3 separate regions of the Mus musculus genome follow, and regions 2 and 3 are each linked to region 1. Evidence: chromatin loops called from intact Hi-C (ENCODE). Cell type or tissue: heart. All regions are shown on one strand.

Evidence for each region. Hi-C counts contacts between places; a loop is a spot of excess contacts. Peaks named below come from ENCODE experiments on the same cell type or tissue, not always from the same donor. Only the 100,000 strongest peaks of a DNase experiment are listed, where the experiment ranks them.
Region 2: it touches region 1 in a loop (10-fold over the local background); 21 of 42 quality-filtered maps call a loop at or near these places.
Region 3: a loop joins it to region 1, with 6 times the contacts of the local background. A loop is called at or near these places in 12 of 42 quality-filtered maps.

Annotation. Positions count from the first base shown.
Region 1 is chr3:51,506,848-51,514,847 of GRCm38, reverse strand. It overlaps Gm36008 (a long non-coding RNA gene), which reads right to left and starts at 3,860. Exons shown (of 4, transcript XR_003954701.1): 1 at 3,690-3,860; 2 at 1,366-1,419; 3 at 752-889; 4 at 154-193. In heart, a CTCF peak has its summit at 3,793 (motif pointing left); a DNase peak (open chromatin) is centred at 3,757; H3K27ac peaks cover 332 bases.
Region 2 is chr3:51,648,472-51,656,471 of GRCm38, reverse strand. It overlaps a transcript of Mgst2 not described here. Among named protein-coding and RNA genes, the nearest start is that of Mgst2, 8.7 kb to the left of the region's middle. In heart, CTCF peaks have their summits at 4,045 (motif pointing right) and 7,951 (motif pointing right); DNase peaks (open chromatin) are centred at 3,511, 4,041, 6,881 and 7,951; H3K4me3 peaks cover 1,174 bases; H3K27ac peaks cover 3,207 bases.
Region 3 is chr3:52,238,353-52,246,352 of GRCm38, reverse strand. The region is part of intron 1 of Gm30125 (a long non-coding RNA gene); the gene reads right to left. Among named protein-coding and RNA genes, the nearest start is that of Gm30125, 4.9 kb to the right of the region's middle. In heart, CTCF peaks have their summits at 2,553 (motif pointing left) and 3,676 (motif pointing right); a DNase peak (open chromatin) is centred at 3,692.

The DNA of each region.
Region 1 (8,000 bases):
GCACGTGTGCATATAACTTCCCATAGACACACACTTATCCACTTAATTAAAAGTAAAATGGATTGGGCTGGAGAGATGGCTTCGTGGTTAAGAGCACTGACTGTTCTTCCGGAAGTCCTGAGTTCAATTCCCAGCAACCACATGGTGGCTCGCAACCATCCATAATGAGATCGGATGCTCTCTTCTGGAGTGTCTGAAGGAAAATGGTTCTTTAAAATAAAATCTTAAAGATCTTAAGACCAGCTTAGATGGCTCAGCAGGTAAAGGTGCTTGCCACCAAGCCTAATTAATGGGCTGAACTCAACTCCTGGGACGCACCCAAAAGATGACAAGAAAAGAACCTACTCCTGCAAGTTATCTCTGACTGCCACATATATACTGTGGCACAGATGCCCCTTGCCAGTAATCGCAAAAGTTTAGCTTTAAAAAGAGAAAGCATGGGCTGGAGAGATGGCTCAGTGGTTAAGAGCGCTGTCTGCTCTTCCAGAGATCCTGAGTTCAATTCCCAGCAACCACATGGCTCACAACCATCTGTAATGAGATCTGATGCCCTCTTCTGATGTGTCAGCAACAAGATGCTCATACAACACTAAGTATTTTTTAGAAAGAAAGGAAGGGAGGGAGGGAGGGAGGAAGGAAGGAAGGAAGGAAGGAAGGAAGGAAAACATTTCCCACAACCCCTTTCTTCTTTTCTAGGAGAGCAGGGACTCTAGGCTCCAGCAAGTTAGCCATAGCTAACAAGGATACTCACTCCCCACCGATGACAAGTGCTCAGGGGTCAGTGTCTTCCTGGATGTGTAGGGCACACGCTTACTTATGGCAGAATGTAAAGCCATGTTCATCCATCTGACATCTCTTTAGCTTTCCATATGGCAGGCCCAGAGGCTGTCTGCAAGTGGGAAGCAGAGCGTTGATTAACAAGCCTCACAGTGACCAAATGTGCGCTCCTGGGTAGGCTTGGGCGAAGAAGAGTCAAGGAGCTGGGGAAGGGCTGAACCTTGTAGCTCAGAGCTTTCCTGAGGGTGAGGAAAACAAAAACAAAAAACATTCCAGGCTAGGGAGAGACACCCATCCCCTACCCCCCGCCCCCCGAGCCTGAAATAATTGTGTGTGGATTTCTCAGGAACCTTAGTAGAAGTCAGGGCTGGCAGCAGAGAGGAAGGAGTGGGCTGGGGTACCCAGTGAGCAGCTGGGAATTGTGTTCCTAAAGACCTGGAAGCCTTTTCCCAGAAAGCCACCCAGTGGAGTGAAGAAGCTATGTTTGTCTTCACAAAGCAATTTTGTTCAACTGAGCTTATTGCAGTTTTTAGAAACAGTCTTGTTTCGTTGGTTGGGAAGTATTTTAAATCACATTTATTTGCTTACCAGGAAGAGGGATGAGGTGAGTGCATTTGTCCCGTGGAGGGTGGGTGTCGGTCCCTGTGGGTCAGAAGATGACTTTAACGGTGTTAGTTCTCCCCTTCAATCAGTTTCCCCAGGGATCTAACAGGGGCTGTCAACAAGCACAGCTACCCACTGAGCCATCTGGCCACCTCTCTGGTTTTCTGAGTCAGGGTCTGGCTATGTTGCGCAGAGTGGCCTCAAACTGTGGGCAGTCCTCCTGCCTCCCAGGTTCTGGGATGACAAGCGTGTACTACTACTACTACTACATCTGGCTCAGAAACACTCTTGAAACCATGTTATTCCCCAGACCTTCCTCCCCTGTGTGGTGTGAAGACTCCGGTGAAGATGGAGGCCCTCGTGGAAGTGGGGAGTGGTGCTAAGGAGAGGCAGAGCTCCAGGTGCTTTTCTTCTTAACTTTTTATTGGTTCTTTGTGGATTTCACATCATGCACCCCAGTCCCACTCACCTCCCCTTCCCCTCATACCCTTGCAACCATCCCTCTCCACACCCTGTGGGAAGCCACATGTGCCGTTGCAGAGTGGCACTGACTACTGCTGGCCACCACGCATAAGTTTGGACAAACAACCAATGTGTACATATGCAGTAAAGTCTTTTGCAAAGACACTGCCTGGCCCGGGCATGAAAATGAGGCTTTGAGAGTATAACCAATCAGATGTGAGACATGCAAATGAGGTATGATAATGAGGCTCTGTGAGGTACAGAGAGAGAGAGTAGCCAATCAGATGAGGAACATGCAAATGAGGCTTAGTGCATAACCAATCCGGGTGTGAGACACGCCTTTCCTAGGCCTATATAAGCAGCACCAGTTCTGGGCTCGGGGTCTTTTCGCCTCTGCAATCAAGCTCTCCCAATAAACGTGTGCAGAAGGATCCTGTTGCAGCGTCGTCTGGCGTGCGCAAGAACACCCCAACAAAAACATCTCATTGTGGAAGCTTTAGTGTTGTCACAGTGTACCCCACAGTATACCCTTTTGCCCACACTTCTTTGCTTGCAGAGTCCTTGGTCAGGTGACAAGGCCTCTGGCTTCTGCTACTCTATCAATTACTGGAACCTCAATGGGACTCCTCTTGGATATACTGTTGTTGCTCTGTATCATGGAGATCCTGCAGTTTTGGATCTGCAGGACCAGGTCCTTCACGCACTCCAGCAGTTCATTGATGGGGTAGATGCTGGCATGGGCCAATTCGATGAAAGCCCTGGATCTGGGCCTGTGAAGTATCTACCCTGGGCAGCCTGCCACAACCACACCATAAGGGCAAGCTCTACTGCCCCATCCAGGCTGGCTCAACCGATGCCACCACCAGCAAGGGCAGGGCCAACTCTCCCACTCATGCTCCCTCATGCCTTCCGGGCTGGCTCATCTGCACCCACGCCATCAGGGCCAGCTCTACTATGCTGCCCAGGCCCATTGCAGAACCCAGTCTCCTTGGGATGTAACTTACAATAGCAATTGCTGGACAATGGAGTTAGGCTTTTAAAATGCAGACTTGGGACTGGAGACTTGCTGATCAAATATGAAGATTTCAGTTCAGATCCCTAAGGACCCACATAAAAAGCTAAGCTGTGGCCTCCACCTCAGCTGTTGATCTCAGGGGTGGGGCAGTGACAAGAGGGCCACTTTGGGCTTGCTGGCCACCAGCTCAGCTCCAGGTTCAGCGAGGAGAAATCCTGTCCCAGGAATAAGGCAAAGGGTGGTAATGACCAATACCCTTTTCTGAACTCAGGAAGCTTAGAATATACACCACACACACATATAGACACACAAATGTAAGGTTTGCTAATATTTAGGTATAATGATAAAGACGAGGACACAAGTGTCAGTGGAGAGACACTTTGTCAGTGACAGTTTTCACATCCTGTGTGGCCACACAGGGAAATACAAGATTGGCGAGGAGACAGAGGAATCTAGAGCCGATTAGGGCAAGCGCTTTGCCTGTGTCTTCTGCAAGGAGGACGTTGAGTCAGGGGAAGCACACCAGGGCTGTATTGGCTCTGGGGTGCAGGACCTTCCTGAGTTCAGACCTTGGGGTGAAAATGACAGAAGGTATCCTAGGACTGTAAGGAGATCACCGGAGATGTATCCCCCCCCCCGCCCCCATTCCACCCACGCTGTGCTGCCTTGCATGTTTTCTAGGGTTTGTAGTCGTAGGAAGTGAGTTGCCCTGGCCAGGCAAAGGCTCCAGAGCCAGTCTCCAGAACGGAAAAGAAGATGCTGGGAATGAATGAAGAGTGAGCCCTGTGCTTGGAGTCTGAGCGACTGAAGTGAGGAGAAAAATGAAAGTTACCTCCCATCCGCTGACTCCTTAGGGGCTCCCCGGAAATTGCCTTCACCCCTAGCTTTTGCTTCCCAGACAATCCTTGGCTTTCTCTGTGGCTCAGCGCCCTCTTGTGGCGAGAGCTTATCCTCCTATCATTTCCTAAGGCCTAGTTCCTACGTGTCTTCAAAAGAAACACAAAGGCCAGGCACATACCACTTGAGAAGGGAAACAGAGGCTGGAAAATCAGGAATTCAAGTCACCCTGGGCTATATCAAGGCTAGCCTGGGCTACATAAGAACTTCTCAAAACAAAAAACACAACAAACAAACAAAACAAAGAAGAATAAAAAGGAGAAGTCTGCCCAGGTGTGGCTGAGTGGCAGGACTGGGGGGGTGGGGGGTAGGGGGGCGCGCACGCGCACGCCCACACACCCACCCACCCACACACACACACACACACACACACACACACACACACGTGCTCAAACACACACGTGCTCAATCATGCACACATCACAAAGGACAAAACCAACTTTACCTAATCTTTTTCTTAATCACCAGATTGAACTTTGAATAGCTTCGTAATTGTTTTTAAAGCCCATATTTAAGACGGCTAATAGTACATTTGGTGCCTACAGTAAACTGCATCAAACAAAGCTGGTTTATATTTAAAGACAAAGATTCTTTTGTTTGGTATGGTTTGGGGTTTGGGGTTTGATTTTCAAGACAAAGTTTCTCTGTGTCCTGGAACTCACTCTGTAGACTAGGCTGGCCTCAGAACCCAGAAATCCACCCGCCTCAACCTCCCAAATGCTGGGATTAAAGGAGTGTGCCACCACCATCCAGAGGTGTTTTTTTATTTTGTTTTGTTTTGTTTTGTTTTTTGTTTTTGTTTTTTTTAAGTCTCCAGGCACTTTAAGGTGCTTTAGCTAGAATGCAGTTATGCGCCCATTAGTCCTAAAGGCTCTAAACCCTGAACTTCCCTATGTCATCTTCAGTGCTCAGTCCCTGCTGCAGAGAGAGTCCTGGTTCATGGACGATGTTGTCTTCGCCTTCATCATATGCACCAAACACAAGGAATTAAATCAAGTTACAGGTAGTAGGCAGCTTCATGGATTTCTTCTTGATTCCAGGCTCCAGCTGCTCTCTGGCAGAGAGCACACCTCTCTAAAATAGGGACGTCTTGGGCACCTGTACCCAGAGCTGGAGATAAGCAAGGCATGGCAGCACATGCCTTTAATCCTAGCACACAGGAGGCAAGGGGATCTATAGATGAGCTCAAGGCTAGCATAGTCTACACAGCAAGTTCCAGGGGTAACCAGGGCTACCTAGTGAGACAGTCATCTCAAAAAAAAAAAAAGCTTGAAATGAAAATTAAGTCAGGGATGGCCGGATGGCTCAGTGGGGAAAGGCACCTGCTGCTACTGTGGCACCTGGGGCCCTGTGTTCAGTCCCCGAGTGGAGGAAAGAGAGCACAGACTCCTGGGAGTGGTCCTCTCACCTCCACATGTGTACAAACATGCATGTACAAAAATAAATTAAAATGTGATTTAACATTTTAATCTCTCTCTGTGTCTCTGTCTCTGTCTCTGTCTCTGTCTCTCTCTCTCTCTCTCTCTCTCTCTCTCTCTCTGTGTGTGTGTGTGTGTGTGTGTGTGTGTGTGTGTGTGTGTGTGTGTGTGTGTTAGCATGAGTGTGGAGGTCAGAGGGCAGCTTGTAGAGGTTAGTTCCCTCCGATGTGTGGATCCCAGGGATGAAACCAAGATTGTCACAGCCTCAGCATCCCTGCTTTGGATGGCTGAACCATCTTGCCAATCCATAGGAAACTAATTTTAAAAATTCACAGTCCAGCTTGTCATTTGAGTGGGTTATGTATACCAAAGGAGGTAGCATACCCCATAGCAACGATTTTGCTTCCTAAGCAAGTAGTAAGATAGCTGTCATCTCTTGTTTATATATTTATACACGTGAAATTACAATTATACCACTCCACCTGAGTGCATGTGTAAGCACATACTTGTGCGTGCGCACATGTGTGTGCACAAGAACACCTCTTAGGTAGGTAAGGCCTATGATACCCCCAGCATGGGGCATAGAGCCGGAAACCTGACAGAAGCCGACCACTGGCTGTACTGCTTTCCCTTGCCACAGTCACCGTGGACCACCAGATTTGAGACTCGGCATCTCAGATTCAGGGAGAAAGGAAATCCACCCTAAGGGAGAGGAGAAGGGGGCATCAGAAAAACGAAGTGGGTTTTCTCCAGTCCTCCGTGCGGGTGTTGAGGACCACCCACCACCCATGAGCCTTATGAACCATTGACAACATTCCAGAGCTTGCCCTCCAACTTCAGTGGGGTCGGTGACTTTACACAGAAGATTTTTCAAATGTCGGGTCTCTTGAATTCTATGTTCAGCCCGTTAACTGCATAGAGTCACCTGGGCAGGACACACAACCCTGGAACTTTGCCTTCCTCTGGAGTCTAATAAGTGACGGGTATGGCAGTGTATGTGGGGAATTATGAGAAGGTTAAAGGTAAGCAGAAGGGATGACGGTAACTGTCTTGAAAAGTGCTCTCTGGGGGCCATATCAGGGCCCAAGCAGTGATACCTAACGTCACTAGAGAACAAGAAGAATGAGCGGCAAGCCAGCCGGATGGGATTGAATAAAATAGTCTTTCAAAGCCATCACAAGGTTTGGAATCTTCTTCAAGATAATACAGGGCTGGGAGAAGTAGTTGAGCTGTAGATAAAACCAGACTCGCCGTATGTGGAGAGCTGAGAGACCAGCTCATGGGGGAATTCATTAGATTATAATGCCCACTTTTATGATTTCAAATCTGGAATTAAAAAACACATGAAACAATTTTAAGATTCCCAAACATTATTAACTATAAACATACCAAGCTCAAGAACCATTGAGGCAAACATTACCTGCCATAATTGTAGCTGAGCAATTGCCTTTCTTTAATTTCCGGGGCCCAGCGACATCTAATCCGTATTGTGAAATGGATGGCTCAAGTTTCATTGAATGTTACACGACTATCACAGAGCCCTCCTCCAGTCCGATCCCCTTCTCATTAAGCTGCCCTCTGGCTGTCATTCTGCCTTTGGGGAAAGAGTGTTGGACATGTTAGCACAGCCCCACTGTCCCTATGGCAGTCACATTTCTCACTTAACTGTGACTACTCTGAGACTCTTGCTCTGAACATTGGTCCTACGAGTTTGGTTCATAGGTCTGTCCTCAAAAGTGGAACTATTCGTAGCACGCTGGCAAAGCATCCACGTTCTGTGCCTTTGAAGATCTGGGAAAAGAATGAGCCAAGGAAGGTTTTTCCAAGATGAACGTCCCCACTCGTATCCCCACCCCCAGCCCCTGTTCCTCTTTGTTCTCTGGCCTTCTATCTTTCAGACTTGACAAGTGTGTTCCTAACTCCAGACCATGACACCACTCATCTCCCCCAACGCTGTCCTCCAGTCCCTCACACAGCTTCTCTCCCACCTCCAGCACTCAGCAACCAGTCCTAGTGAGGAATGCCTTCTGGGTCATGCGTATCCCACACTGGCTCGCTCTAACATTCCGTGTTTGTTTTCCATTATTCTTCATGGCACATCTTCCACTGAGCACCACTGAGGCACAGCATTTGCTGCCTTACTGCAATTAACTAACCCTTTGTATGGTGCCCGAAACACTGGAGAGTCTCGTTCAATATCGACTGAACATGCAGATGAGTCATTCCTGGGATCTCCACGTGCAGTGATTGTTCTTCAGTGAAGGAAACTTGGGGCTGAACAGTAATACAACCAAAATAGACGGATGACATCCAGCAAGAGGTAATCGGGAGCCAGATGAGTGGCAAAATCAATCAATCAATCAGTCAGTCAATCAATCACTATAGCAGGAGGGCAATTGAAATAGGCTGAAACTGGAAAACAGTAGGAAGTGTGGAGCCATCACTCTGTGAACTACTGTGCTAAACATCCCGTCTGGTCTGATAAAGCAAGGTTGGGTTGGGAGGACAACCGTGTGGAGTCAGCGCCTTGGTACTGTATCAATTTGCTAAAGTCAATTTCAGTTCTATACATTAGCAACAAGCAATTAGAAAACTAAACATCATGGGGCTAAAGAGATGGCTCAGCAGTTAAGAGCACTTGTTGCTCTTTTAGAGGACCTGGGTTCCATTCCCAGAGCCCACAGGGTGGCTCACAAACATCTGTAATGCTGGTTCCAGAGGATCCAATGCCCTTTCCTGATCTCTGAGGGCATGAGGCACACGTGGTACACAGACATGCATAATACACGCAAATGCATTAGAGAAGTCATAAAAGAAAGAATAATAAG
Region 2 (8,000 bases), 140 kb before region 1:
GTGCTACCATAAGCCATGGCTGCCAGCCTCCATAAGGACAGAGTGACCAGCCCTGTGTGTTGATGAGGCCACGCCGTGTCATAACACAGGCTCCAAAATGCAGGTATCATTTCCAAGGCTCCCCAGGTTCCCCCAGAAGACTGGAACTACCATTTGACTGGCTTCACGATGGCTTTTGACAGAAGAAGGCCTCAACCTCACTCATCCTAAGTTTATTTAAGGGTTAGGAGAGGATAAGATAAAAGAATTCCAGAGGCTACTGAAGAGAAATAGAAATCCTCCTCCAACTCCCTCAGCACCCTGCAGCCCTACACACACACACACACACACACACACACACACACATACACGCACACACGCACACATGCACATCTATGTCCGTTCCTGCTCTTAGCCACACACACCAGCACACATTCACGCTCATACACACATGCTTACTCAGCACCCGTATGCACACAGGCACACAACTCACGCACATAAACGGTAGCCAGTTTCCAAGGTACCACACATTAAACACAAGTTTAACTCATCAAGTGGATGACATGCTGCGTGCTGGCAGTTTGGCAGCAACAACAACAAATGAAACTGATGTAATAATCTGTTTCCAAGTAATGCTATAGTCAGCCTTGACTGTGACTGTTTTCAACTGAACGCCATGCTGGATTCCATGCATTCACACAGGATTGTGATAAGGACTCTGCCATCGTCCCTGAAGGCCATGCTCAGGGTCTGAGCATAAACTCAACCAGGCTCAGAGCAACAAGAGACTGGGGCCCAAGTCAAGGGCCTGCGGTGCTCAGTGTGGGCCCATGGTCCCTGAGGTCATCCTGGTAGCTCCCTGTAAATTTCTGGGGATCATGGTACAGGGACTGTATGTAATCCATACACGGAAGCATGAGGCCTTACTGAGCTACACAGAGTACCTTGTCATAAGAGAAAGAAGAAGGACCTGCAGAGATGGTGTAGCAGCTAAGAGCATACACTGCTCTTGCAGAGAATCCAAGTTCAGGTCCCCACCCCCAACACACACACCCCCTGCAAAGGTGTCACATGACTATAATCACTTGCAAAGCCAGTTCTTAAAGGATTTGACACCCCTAGCCTCCCTCTGAAGCCGTGTGTGTGTGTGTGTGTGTGTGTGTGTGTGTGTGTGTGTGTGTGTGCAAATAAATCTTTAAGAAACATATTTTTTAAAGATAACAAAACAACAAAGACAAGGTATTAGCCCTCACCCAGTGACAGCCATGCCCAAAATTATCTCTGTGAATCTGTGTAAAAAAACTAGCCGGGCAGTGGTGGCACACACCTTTAATCCCAGCACTTGGGAGGCAGAGGCAGGTGGATTTCTGAGTTCGAGGCCAGCCTAGTCTACAGAGTGAGTTCCAGGACAGCCAGGACTACACAGACAACTTTGTAGACACCTGTGTAGACAAAAACAAAACAAAACAAAACAAAAACCAAAAAAACAACTGTGTAGACAAAAGTGCAGACAACTCCCAGGTCCTCTGGAGGAGCAGGAAGCACTCTTAACCCCTGAGCTATGTCTGCAGCCCTGCACCTGACTTTTCTAACCCCCACTCCTCGTGCACCACCCGGTGCAGAGCCTCTCAGTTAGTCAACAATGAACACTCCTCAGACAGCTACACCATCGGAAGTGGTACAAATGGGCAGATTTCTGGGCTTCCTTCAGCTCTCTTACTATATCAGGAAGCACATACAGTCTCTCAGAACTCACACAAGACTCCTATGCGGTTGTAAACGATCCCCATTTTACAGATCCAGAAACCAAGATCCACTGAACTTCCAAGGCTTGCTTTATTATTTCAGTTAAAAAAAAAAAAAAAAAAAAAAAAAAAAAAAAAAAACAGAAGTTAGACAGGCTCCCTAGACAGACACACAGAGCAGTCATCACTAGGTAATAAAGGCAGCAAATTTCCAAGATGGCTGGCTTCTTCCTTACCCTCCTGGCCTTCGAAAAGAAGCCTGCTACTGGGCTGACTCAACAAGTTCAAGCCTGATCAGGATGTGTCACAACAGCTGTGTACCAATCAGCCACCCTGCCCATCTTCAACTCACTGGCCCTAAAGTAAGAGAGGAAGACTCTCTCTTCCAAGGCCTCCAAACCCCCAGGCCTCTAGGAGAGACTAGAGTTTCTGAGCTTCCAGAGTCCCCCCCTCTCTCCTTCACAGAGGGTCTCTTTCTCTATGTGCGCTGCATGTGTGTGTTTTCCCAACCCACAATAAATGACAACCTTAACTGCTAATTCTGTCTGTGGTGAGATTTCCCTGTTGGTACTTGCTGTTCATCACATTTTTTTAAATCTGTTTTTGTTTGGTAGATTGGTTTTGGACAGGTTTTTTCCACGTAGCCCTGGTTGTCCAGGAATTTGCTCTGTAGATAAGATTGGCCTGGAACTCACAGAGCTGTCTGCCTCTGCCTCCCGAGTGCTGGGATTAAAGAAGGGCACCACCGTGCCCAGCAGTGCCTTTGAATTCTTTGGCAGGGATAACATGCCTTATCTACACTCCTAGTCTGTATCATCCCTGTACTGTACCAAATTCACTGCATCCCAGAGATTGAAGATCCCTGAGCAGTGAGAATGAATGAGTTGATGGCCAAGGTGAGCACCACTGTTGTCCAGGAAGGAGAGAAGTCTGTGATGATCCACAGAGGCGGGAAGGAAGAGAGGAGGATAGGCGGAACCTTGGAGAGGTGACTAGCCGATAAAACAAAGTCCAGGTTCTCACCAGAGGAACCTCTGGGTAATATCTGGTAGAGACGGACCAGCAGACAGACTCAGGAGAGAGACCTGAGGGCACCACACAGATGAGTGCTGCTGTAGGCTACCTAAGTCTCACCTTCACCCACCAGTACCTCCTCAGCAGTTGGCTTGGATGTGCATCTAGAGTGGAGGGTCTCATGTTCAGATGAGTGAGTGAGTGTGTGTGTGTGTGTGTGTGTGTGTGTGTGTGTGTGTGTGTGCGCGCGCGCGCGCGCGCGCGCACTTGCTGGCGGGGGGGGGGGGGGCGTGTAAATAAACATCTATGGAACTCAGGAATCTCTTGGGTTTTGTTTTGTTTTTTTAACACAAGAGTGGCCAGAGACCTTCCTGAAGCTTCTCTGCCTAGTTCCTCTTGCTCAGTGTGTCACTCAGACTTCCACGTTATTTTGTGCATGAACACATTGCCCCAGTCCCGTCACTAGGATCCTATGGAACCTAGAAAGACATCTGCCGTTTGCATGACCTACAGCATTTGGGCTGAGAAACCGTGGAGTAGTGTGCTTTCCTCCATGTCTCTCAGGGGTTTGTTAAGCCAAAAGGAAAAGGTCGAGCGAGCTCTATCTCCAGCCCTCAGAAAAGGTTGGCCAATTAAACCAACTGCGAAACCAGGAGGTTCCCCCTCACTTTAAAATGCAGCGCTGAGCCTTCATCTGGGCCGAGGGGGTCTGGCCAACAGTTAACTGCAGCTCCAGCCTGTGGCCACATGACTCAGGAAAATACTCATCTGACCAGATCGCAGGCCAAGCCAAGGCCAGCAGGAAGGAAAGTGACACTGAAAAACAAGAAACCTACTAGCCCCAGCGGGGCCCTCCCTTCTCCCGCCCTTCCCCCCACCCCCTAACCCCCTCACCCCGCCCCCATCCGGAGTAATTCAGGAGGCCAGGAGGGTGCAGCAGAGGCCGCAACAGACCTCAAAGCTCAGGCACCAGCTTTTATTTGTTTTCTTCCTTTATGTATTCCTTCCTCCTGCTGCCCTTAGGCTGTGTCTGGTTCTAGCCTTTGTTCCTGAGACTTTGGCAAAACATTCTCAGAATTTCGGTCACTGACATTTTTCAACCCCCCAAAAATACCTGGGGCCAAAATTCCCGACAAAGCTACCTAGTGAACCCTTCTTTTCCCTTCACTCCCCGAGTCTGTTTCTCACGTTCTTCTCTGCAGATTTGGTACACCCCTAGTTTGCAGGAGGAGGCGCCTAAAGAGTCACCTGGTCAGAGCAGGGCCTTCAATTCTACCTACGGGTCTTGATAACCTATTTTGTCAAACCACAAGGGGGCGCAAGTCCCAAGAGTACCAGGACTGTATCTGCCGCTTGGAGGCAAGCCACTCTGATCTCTCAGGTATTACTACCCCAAGGATGCACGGCATCAAAACTGGAACAAGTCAGTTAGAAATGAAGTGGTGGGTGGGGGAAAGTCTGCTGGGATCATTTTTAAATGATCTATAAAAACGTAGTGTTTCAGAGATCAACAAATAGAGCATCTCCAAGAGTCCTTGACAAGAAGCAGCGCACATAACAGCTCAAAACCACAAGTACAAGAATACAAAAGAATCCTTCGCCCTGACCCACTCAGAACTAACAATTCCAGACCAGGCTACTCACAGAGACTACACAGATTCACATCCACCTAAGAACAGCGCATCCAAAAAACACTTCAGATTTGAAAACCACTGCCCGGGTCTGTGGCAAACCCCAGGAAAAAGCACTCCTACATGCTAGATACTGGATTTTTCTTTTTTAATGTTTTGAGGAAGCTGACAACTTGCTGTGAACATTGACCTGTGGTTTCTAGAGTATCTTGACTTTAAAAATAAAACTAAATAGCTCTGCTCGGACTTTGCCTAAAGTCACTACAGAAGAGCAAGTCAGAGAGTCGGGTGAACTCTGGAAAGGTTCCCTGGACCAGGCAGAAAATGGGCATCAGGTTCACACTAGTGTGAGAGTCGGGCTTGGTAAACAAAGGAAAGGCTAAAACCAAGAGAGATGCAGAGTGCTGATTCAGCTAGCAAACCAAGTGTCAGGAGAATGGTCTGGGGAAAAGACGCGTGCGTGCGGAAAAGATGCGTGCGTGCGTGTGTGTGTGTGTGTGTGTGTGTGTGTGTGTGTGTGTGTGTGTGATGGAGTGTAAGCAGAAGGAACAGCAGTAAGAATGCTTAAGGAGGGAAAGGATAAATCATGATCAAAGAATTCTGGAGATATGGGAGGGCAGAGCAAATGAGGAGCCAGGGTGTGCCCACACAGGGCCATCCTGGGCATGCTTACCTCATAACAGAGGCACTCAGTCTGGCTTAGTTCACCACCATTGACAGTGGACAATGTCAGGGACTTTTTTTAAAAACTTGTCACAGCTGAGGAGTGGGATGCTACTGGCACCTAGTGGGTAGAGGCCAGGGATGCTACTAAATATCCTATACTGCACAGGACAGCCCACAACAAAGAATGATCCTGCTCACCGGGTCCATGGTGCTGAGGCTGCAGAACCACCCAAGGACCGTTAGCTGGAAGATTTGCTGAAGATGTCTGCACCAAGTCTCACTGTGGTATCAGGATGGTAATGGGGCAGTATGGTTACTGCACCTAAGAAGGGGTCTGTTAGGAAAGGGTATTAGGATACCCTGGCCACTGGGGTGTCAGTATGGGCAGACACAGTGAGTGGAGGAGAAAGAGGTTTGAAGGACCACATCAGTAGGCATGGGAGGCATGATGGATGTGGAGGGTCCTTGTGGGAGGCAGCATTGGGCAAAGCTTAAATGCAGGTGCATGTTTGAATAACACCACCAGAGCGGGAAGAATTGGCGAGCCAGGAATCCAGGAGGAAGAAAGAGCAAAGCAAACAGCGTGCATCCAGGCCAGCAGCCACTCAGATGAGCTGTGGTGAGAACCTGTCACTGAACAGACAGGCCCAGCTGACATCTCGAGACATCTCAGGACAGACTGTGGGGGAAAACAGTTCTACAAAACAGAGCAGCCACAGTCTCTGACCCCCGAGAGGAAGGAGAGAGAATTCACCTTCTATGCCTAGCTTCCCACTGGTCAGTCCCTATAGCAGCCTGAGAATATATCTACACACTCTTTGACACGTCTGTCATCGTGAGCTTGAGATTGCTAATATCCTTTCTGAGAGCCTAAAGCGGCCTCTATTCTTTTATAATCACCGTGATGACAGGCGATGCTTCCAAGACAACGTAGGACAGCATTTGTTTTGCTCAGCGATGCACCCATAAGCGGAGCCTTCAGTATAAGAAGTTGGCTTCCCTGAAGCCACCATGAGGAGATGAAGTGTAGACCACGTGAAGACCCCATGTGTGAGGTCCAGGCAACAGTTAGCATGACCTTACTGAGGATGTTTTCCCATGGCTCTAATTCACTAACGTTGGATGTCCCCAGCTGAGACACAAGCCAGTCCCACTGACCCACATAACCCATGAGCAGAATTAAATGTTGTTCCTAGCCCTAAATTTCAGGTGTGATTTGTCTGTCACGCTAGAGTAGCCACTGGAACGGCCTCATTACAAGTTAACAGCTCTGGCTCGCACTTGCACCAGAGCGGCACTCTAAACAGGAGCCAGGAGCATCCGAAGCATGGCTGGAAATTCTCAAGTGGCAGAACCGCACAGCACACCCCAGCCTCCTCCTCACCCGCACCCCACACCCCAAACCTCAAGGATGCTGATCAGCTACAGTGGAGCCAAGATGGAACACTGACCTGAGTGCTTGCTTGGGACAGAGATGAGGTCAAGAAACTTAGAGAGCAGCCCCTTGGTGAGTCTGATGATGGAAGTGGGGAAGATGTGTGCCCTGCCTGACTTATTTCAAGGTGGCTCTACTTAATGAGAGGAAAAATGGACCCTGACCAAGTAGCTCAGTTAAGTGCCACCGCTTACAATACTAATAGAATCCAGCCCACCAAGTCCATGGCAAAGTCACGGCTCTTAACCCGCAGGCCCCCAGAAGCCTTAGGGCTGTGTGAATCTACTCTCCTGAGTGGTATCTTCCGCATACCAGGTTGGGAATGTTCAGCAGTTGAGTCATGTATTTAAAAAAACGTTCTGTCAAAGGAGACAGAGGTCAAGCTACAGGAAGAAGCAAAGTTCCTGCAGGAGCCGCCCTCTGAAATCACATGCCTAGATCCCAAAGCTTGCTAGGGAGAGAGAGGCTATCCTACTGTTTAAGAAAGTCCATGAGAGGAAAATGTTAATGTGTTGTTGTTTCCAATTCGTAAGAATCATCCGTCCTCCCTCTCACCTTTAACCCAAATGGCCAGGTCTAGGCGTGGCTGACGCTGGTCTTCTGCAAGTTATTTTGCCATTGGTGCCTTTGACTTCTGCTGTTGTAAATGTTACTTTAAGATCATAAAACTAGTAATATTCCAGACCTGGAGAAGATCTTATAAACTAGTAATGTAGCCAGGTATGGTGGCACACACCTTTAATGCCAGCATTCAAGAGGCAGAGAGGCAGGGTCAGTATGGGCTCCAGGCCAGTTACTGCTACATAACATGACCCTATCAGTAGTAATAGCCGGGCCTTGGTAGTGTCCCAGATCTAGGGGGCTGCACGCCCCTAACCTGCTTCTTACTCTGGTGCCCACCGAATCTCAACGCACCAGTGCCTACAGCAGAAACTTCAGAACAGCTGTACAGTCATGTTAGGGGAGGGAAATTCAAGGTGGGGGTGAAGCAGGGAAGAGAGATGACTCGTGACAGGGATCACATGGTCCAGTGTCTACTCTTATGGGCGACTTTACCTTGGCAGGTCTTCACAAGATCCTCACAGTAACAACCCACATTTTTCACAAGGAAAAAGTGAGGCACAAAAAAAGACAGAGAGAACTGCCAGGCAGGCATAGTGTTTCGCCTTTAATTCCAGCACTCGGTAGGCAGAAGCAGGCAGATCTCTGAGTTCCAGGACAGCCACAGCTACACAGAAAAATCCTGTCTCCAAAAACAAAACAAAACAAAACAAAAAAGACGAAGGACTTCCGATGATGACACAGTTGATGAGGCGCAAACTCCGCGTGTCACTCTCTCCAGCTCAACACATTGTGCGCTCTTGCGGTCCTCCCATTATATTCAACTCCATCCCTCTTTGCCTGCTCCTTGTCCTGGAGCAGTCTGAGCATAGTAGGATGGACATGGCTCAGAGCTCCCGCAGCCTGCAGTTCTCCAGCCTTGCCACCAGATGGGGCAACTATAGGCAAACTCCTGCCTCTTACCAAAGC
Region 3 (8,000 bases), 730 kb before region 1:
TAAAACTCTAGCCAATGATTTTCATTTACTCTGAAAACTCCCGCCCACTCTCCAAGGTCCATATACACCCCTGGTTCACCTCGAATGGAGTGTGTGTATACACGCTCACCCTGCATATAGGTATGCACACACGCTGAGACTGTTTAAGGGAGTCCTTTCATGGAAGACCATCAGAGAAGGCCTTCTCTTAAAGGACCTGTAACACTAAGATATTCGGAGAAGTCTTCCCCTGACTCCCACCAGCCGGACTCAGATCCTGCAGAACACCGTCCGTTCCAGACTCTGCTTCACCCTTTCAGCCCACTCAGTGTGCAGCAGCATCTGGATACCCTGAGATGGAGGAGGCAGAGGATAGAGAACCACAGCTGGACCCTAGCCAGCATACCATGGCTGGCCCCCAGAACATGGGACACAACCAGTTAACGCATACTGAAGGGACCCAACTGGACAAGACAGACTCCATCTTGTAACTAGCCCTCCATTTTATACACTAGGTCCTGTCCTCAGGTTAAACTCTAATTACTGGGAAAACATAAACTGTTCCAGGAAGGAACCACCCCAGACAGGCCACCAGCAGGAAAATACCTAACGTTCCAGAAGCTATAGAAAGATATAGATAGATTACTTTAGCCAACTGAAATCATTGTTAGCCAATTATGTGCCTGCCAAGTTGATAAGTCCCTCATCCTACTGTAACCACAATAAAAAGGCTGAACCTTAGGTGCTGGGGTCTTCTGCGTTACCTAGCTGTGTCAGAGGGCCTGAAGGTCCAAGCTCGAGCATACAAATTCGACTCCTGGTGGTCTTTGGGGACCCTTAGATCAGGGCATAACATCTGTAGGCTTGTCCAGGATCTTCAAGCACCACTCCCCAGGACCCCTGAACTGTTGAGTCAAAACCCAGCCAGTGAGTGTCCGAATGTTTGTCCTCTGTCTTGGTGTCTCAGCATTCCACCCTTAATGCAAGCTGCAAGCAGTCCAGGCAGATGCACTGGACAACCCTGGGCCACCGGACTTGGGAGATGTCCCAGACCTGCATATAGGGAATTGGATCCCCCGAGTATACTTGAAGAGACAAAGCTGGTCACTCCAAAAGCGCACAGTGAGACCATCTTCTCCCCCCCCCCTTTTTTTTTACCTGATTCCCAGGAGTATTGAGTGCCTTCTTGCCTGTTGTCCTTCTGTTTGCTCTCTGTCTGACTTATTTCTTTGTGGCTGATGTTATGGGACAGACTAAGATCAGTCCTTTAACTTTGTTCTTAGACCATTTCAAGGACTCTAAAATTAGGGTTAGAGTCTAGGTTTAGACTTCTTTTTGCAGGAATGAATGGCCAACCTTCAACAGGTGGCTAGCCCCTAGCCCACAATTTTTAGGACCAAGGACATCATCTCTGGACAACCGAGACACCCAAACTACATCACCAGATTTACATCTGGTAGGATCTGGTCCAGGCCCCACCAAAATGGCTCAAGCTGCTGCTGCTGTCACAGAAGCCAAGCACTGCTGTACCCTGGAAAACAGTGAGAAATGAAAAACTGAAACTAACCCTATGGCCCATCTTTATCTTGTCTTAACACTGACACTGAAGAGGACTTCGTCTTCTCACCCCTGCCTTACTGACCCCCATTAGGGGATCACCAAAGGTCTCACCCTGAGGCCCCAGGAGGGGCTCAAGGACCCTCCTTGGTGAGCCCAATGACAGCTGCCTCCACTGCCTGCGGCTGAGTCCACAGTTCTCCCCTTGAGGGCAATAAGCCCACAAGACGATGAGGGGAACCAACTGATGCAATACTGGCCCTTCAACACTAGTGATCTATATAACTAGAAACTTCAGAACCCTAAATTCTCAAAGAAACCAGCTGCTTTAGTTGACTTATTAGATTCTGTCATTTTTACCCACCAACCCACCTGGGATGACTGTCAACTACTCTTACAGATCCTCTTCACTGTCCCGGAGCAAGAGAGGATTTTAAATAAGGCCCAGATATTGGTTCTTGGAGCAATTGGGACTCCTACTACTAGCCAGGCTCTGCTTGATGTAGGCTATCCCTTGACCAGACGAGACTGGAATTTTAACTCCGAGGAAGGTAAGGGAGAGGCTTTGGATCTTCCTCTAGACTCTAACGGGAGTCTCAGAGTGCTGCACACTGACCTAGGTACATAATTTGGCCTAGGTACATAATGTGCAAAAGGAAAGGATAGAATCACCTGCAGCCTTTCTAGAAAGGAGTGTGGAGACCTATCGTACCTATACACCCCCAGATCCAGAGGCACCAAAGAAGAAATCAGTAGTCATTATGGCCTTTGTGAATCAGGCTGCCCTTGATATCAGGTGCAAATTGCAGAGAATAGACAGACCAGAGGACAAGAGTTAGCAGGAATTGCTGGTGGAAAGTGTACAACAACAGAGAAACACTTGAGAAGAAACAGTTACGAGCCGTGACCACCACCAGGGAGCCACAAACTCAAAACTTGGCCATGATACTTCTGGCCACAGCAGCAGATTCCTTCGCCGAGAAAAAAACCACCAACTGCGCCATCTCGTGGCTGGCAAATGAAGAGAGGAAGCCAAGGCTCCAAGAGAACTGTAAGGAGATGGGACTTTGGGTCAAAGACTGCCAGAAGATACCTCCAAAGAGATATCTTGTAGGTCTTCGAGTTGGAAGAATTTAGTGACTAGAGGGGACGAGGTTCAGACCCCTCCTCTCCGAACCCAGAGTAACCCTTAAAGTGGAGGGAAAACTCATTAATTTCTTAGGAGACACAGGGATACAATATTTAGTCCTAATCCAATCCCATGGCAAATTGTCCTCAAAGAAATCCCATGTATAAGGGGCCACTGGTATGAATCAATATACATGGACTACTCGAAGAACAGTTCATCTCAGAATGGGGCAGTAGCCCACTCCTTCATAATCATACCAGACTACCCCTACCCCTTCCCGGGGAAAGAGTTGCTGATCAAGATAGGAGCCCAGATCTCCTTTGATCAAAGAGCCACCCCTGTCACAGATCCCAGAGGGCACCTCATTCGCATACTCACCCTGTCTCTAGAAGATAAATACAGATTTTACAAAGACCAAGCTCTCTCCCAAATGAGATCTCAGTTTGGTTGACCAAATCCCCCTTGACTTGGGCAGAAACTGGAGGAATAGGGTTGGCGGCCCATAGGGCTGCCATTTGGATTGAACTGAAACCAGGGGCAACTCCTGTCCAAATAAGACACTATCCAATGCCCCAAGAAGCCAAAGCGGGTATCATATCCCACATCAGAAGGTTCAGGGACTTGGCAAACTAGTACCCATGGAATACGCCCCTCCTTCCCATCAAGAAGCCCAACTACAATGACTATAGACGAGTTCAGGACCTCAGAGAAGTAAAGAGTAGAGTAATGAACATAGAGCCTACAGTACCAAACCCATATACCCTCCTGAATTTGTCATAACCTTCCAAGAGTGGGTATACAATATTGGACCTCAAAGATGCTTTCTTTAGCCTGCCCTTAGCCCCCCTAGAGCCAGCCTCTGTTTGTCTTTGAGTGGCATGACCCCCAAAAAAGGATTCAATGGACAAATAACATGGGGCAGACTTCCACAAGGATCCAACCATCTTTGAGGAGGCTCTGAGTCAGTATAGGCAGAAACATCCCAGTATCACCCTCTTGTAATATGTAGTTGACCTCTTGGTGGCAGCAGAGACCATGAAAGAATGTCAACGGAGTACTGAGGCCCTGTTAATGGCACTGGGGAAATTAGGCTATGGGGCATCCGCAAATCTGCCAATAAGAGGCAACATACTTGGGATACATCCTAAAAGGGAGCCTAAAAGATAGCTTCTATGGCTATCGGAGGTCCAAAAAGAGATCATTTTGAAGACCTCCACCCATCACAAAATGGAAGGTCAGAGATTTCTTGTGGTTGGCAGGGTTCTGCCACTTTTGGGTCCCTAATTTTGCATAATTGGCGAAGCCCCTCTACGAGGCCATCAAGGAAAAGGAGGCCTTCCAATGGACAGAGTCCAGAAAAGCACTTTCAATAGATTCAAAAAGACCTTATTAACGACTCCCACACTAGGGCTACCTGACATTACCAAGCCCTTCCAGCTATGTATAGCTAAAGGCAAAGACATGGCTAAAGGCAAAGACATAGCTCGCTCAAACGTTAGGCCCCAGAATACTTTTCAAAGATATTAGACCTTCTGGCCTCTGGATGGCTTTCTTGTTTGAAAACTATCACCTGCACAGCCTTTCTAGTCAAGGACATGGATAAATTGACTCTGGGGCAAGAACTCTACATTACCACTCCCCATCCATTGAAGGGGTTCTCAACCCCCAGATTGATGGATAAGCAATGCATGCATGACTCACGAAAGCCTGCTGCTACCCCACACCCTGCCCTGCCCTGTGTATCCATTTTCTACCAAGTGCTGCCCTGAGCCCAGCCTCTCTGTTACCAGACTCAGATTTGGAGACTCCACTACGTGATTATGCAGGGATACCAAGCCAGGTGCACAGACTCAGGAAACACCTATGGAACCGGCTGCTGCCGAATGTAGAAGCTACTTGGTTCAAGCAGCTTTGTGTGTGACTGGACAAAAGTATATGGGGGGCAGCAGTGTTAGAAGACTCAGAAACTGTATGGGCATCTGTCCTGCCACCCGGCACTTCGGCACAACAAGCTGAACTTATAGCTCTACCAGAAACCCTCAAATTGGAAAAAGGCAAAAGACTCAACATTTATACAGATAGCCTGTATGTTCATGGGGCCAAGAAAGAGGATTCCTGACAGCCGAAGGAAAGATTATTAAAAACACACAGGAGATGCTAAACCTGTTAGAGACTCTTTGTTTAAAAAAAAAATGATTATTACATACCAACCAGGCCAGCATGAAGGAACTATGCCTGAGGCAAAGGGTAATCAATCCCAGGGCAGATTTGGCAGCCAAGGCAGCAGCTCCTATAGCAGCTTTGACTTTCCAACTGCCTGACCCAGGAGCTCCAGTCCTACCAGATAAGCCTCAATACTCTATGTTATCTCTACTCACAAACTGCCTATGTCCCATAAGCCGGATGGCTGGTGGCTCATCGGAGACTGTAAAATAATCTTGCCCAGCAATTTGGCAGCCAGTCTGCTCTAACACATACACCGGACAACCCTGTTGGGTTCCAAACTGAGGACCTGATAAGAAAGGTGGACCTAAAGAGCCTCACCCTCAGGTCCCCGACTGAGCAGCCTGCTTCCAAATGCTTGAGTTGCAAGCTCACTAATGCAGATAACGAGCCAAAGGGTAAAGGCTCCGACGGCAGGGTGCCAAACCTGGTGCCCGCTGGGAAATGGACTTTACCGAGTTAAGACCAGGGAAATATGATTACAGGTACCTGCTAGTGCTTGTAGACACCTTTCCAGGATGGACTGAGGCCTACCCCACCAGGCATGAAATGACACAGATAGTGATCAAGAAGATACTACAGGAGGTGCTTCCCAGGTATAGAATGCCAGCCCTCCTAAGCTCTGACAAGGGACCTGCCCTCACAGTTCAGGTAACACAGAGGATGGCTAAAGCCATTGGAGAAAATTGGAAACAACATTGTACTTACAGGCCCCAAAGCTCAGGACAAGTAGAGAGGGTGAATAGAACTCTAAAAGAGACCCTTACTAAATTAACCATAGAGACTGGCAGGGACTGGGTGGGTCTCCTCCCCTTTGCCTTTAATAGGGTTCAAAACACATCCTATACATTGGGTTTATGAAACCATGTTTGGAAGGGCCCCCTCCCATTTTACCTAACCTAAAATCTGAAGTCTTAGCTGAAATTGATGATCACCATTTACTTGACTCTCTTGAACATCTAGCCCACACCTGAAAAAAGCGATGGCCTCACACGAAGCCCATTTATGAGGCTGCGCCAACTCCGACTCCCCACCACTATTGCCCTTGGAGACTGGATCTTCCCGAGAAGGCACCGAAAGGAAACCCTAAAGCCCTTGCTGGAAAGGACCCAACATCGTGGCCCTAACAACACACTACCCTCAAGGTTGACAGGATTGCTACCTGGATACATCCCATGCTTGTCTATGTCACATCCAGACTCAGGGAACGTCTCCACGAGATGTCCTTCAGAGACTAAGGAAACCCACTAACACTCACGTTCCAGCACTTCTAAGCCTCCTGACATGTGCTGTCTGCATCTTGCTTTCAGGAGTTGCTGGCTCATTCTCTGGTTCTTGCCCTCACCAGCCCTGGAACCTAACCTGGACTCTTCTGGTGACATTGTCCACCAGCAGATCAAGACTGCACCCCTCTGTACCTGGCTCCCCAACCTCCACTTCCGACCTGGCTAACCTACATGGCTCTCTTGGGCTGATGGATTTCTCAGCACACATCTCTTCTATGTTTGCCTGGGGTACAAAAACCATAAGACCTGGCAGTGACAATGTGGGGGAGCTGAATCCTTCTGCTCTTCCTGGGATTGTGAGTATGGAACACATTTGGTGGGATCCGTCTATCAAAATGGACTTCAACTGAGTAAGCTGAAAGTCTGATGACCAAATCAGCCACGGACACTGGGCAGTGCAACCCTGTCCTCATTAGGTTTGCAGACTTGGGGGAAGAGGCTAACAGATGGGAATTAGGAAAACCTGGGGGCTCTGAATTTATGACAAAGATAGACTGGGAAATGGCAGCCCCTTTACTACCAAACTAGATAAGAAATACCTACACAACCTGCACCTATAGGCCTAGGTCTTGGCCTCTGCCGCCCAAACAATCCTATCCACTGACACCACCACACGACATGGACAAATCCATGTCCGAACCTCCCCACAGAGAGTCCCTGGCCCATTACATCTCAAAGCCACCTGCCAATGGCTCAATCAGTCTTACACAGATCTTACTGAGGACTGTTGGCTATGCTTGGATGCCAATTCTCTATATTATGATGGGCTAGCCCTTAACTCCTCTATAACAGAACATTATCCGGAACCTCAGCAATGCAGATGGCAGCGAGAGGGTCCCAGCTGGACTTCTTTGCAGTCGCTCTCGAGACAAAGGCTCTGTATAGGTATTTCTGTGTGCCACCTATGTAACACCACAGTAACTTGGATAGGTTCAGGGTACTTGGGTCCTCCTGAGAGCATGGGGTGGGCATGCTCTACTGGTCTAATTCCATGCATTCACCCTGGAGTCTTAAATGCCTCCCCTGATTTCTGTGACCTGGTACAAAACATCCCAGGGATAATGTATCATTCAGGAGAAGATGTCCTTAATCATCTCACTCCTGGGTCTCATGTATGATGCAAAAGGGAACCCATAGCTGCCATTGTCCCGTCCACCCTCTTAGGTATAGGTATTGCAGGGGCCATAGGCACTGGAACCTCTGCTCTGGTATTGCAAGGTGCTCATTACAGGTTGTTGAGGCTGGCTATCGACAGGGATGCTGAGAGACTTGAAAAATCAATGTCTGCCTTAGAAAAATCACTCTCTTCCCTGGCTGAAGTTGTGTTGCAGAACAGGAGAGGATTAGATCTATTGTTCTTACAGTGAGGTAGACTTTGTGTCACATTAGGAGAATGCTGTGTCTGTGCAGACCAGACTGGCAGAGTTAAGGAAAATACAGCAGAACCAAGACAGAATACAGGACAGAAAATGAGAAATGGAACAACAGCAAGGATGGTGTGAAAGCGTGTTTAATGGATCCCCTTGGCTGACTGCCTTTATATCTACCCTTGCTGGTCCACTCATTATACTCTTACAACACTCACCTTCAGGCCTTGCATACTAAAAGGGTTTACAAACTGTCTTAGTCAGGGTTTCTATTCCTGCACAAACATCATGACCAAGAAGAAACTTGGGGAGGAAAGGGTTTATTCAGCTTACACTTTCCACATTGCTGTTCATCACCAGGGAAGTCAGGACTGGAACTCAAGTAGGTCAGGAAGCAGGAGCTGATGCAGAGGCCATGGAGGGATGTTCTTTACTGGCTTGCTTCCCCTGGCTTGCTCA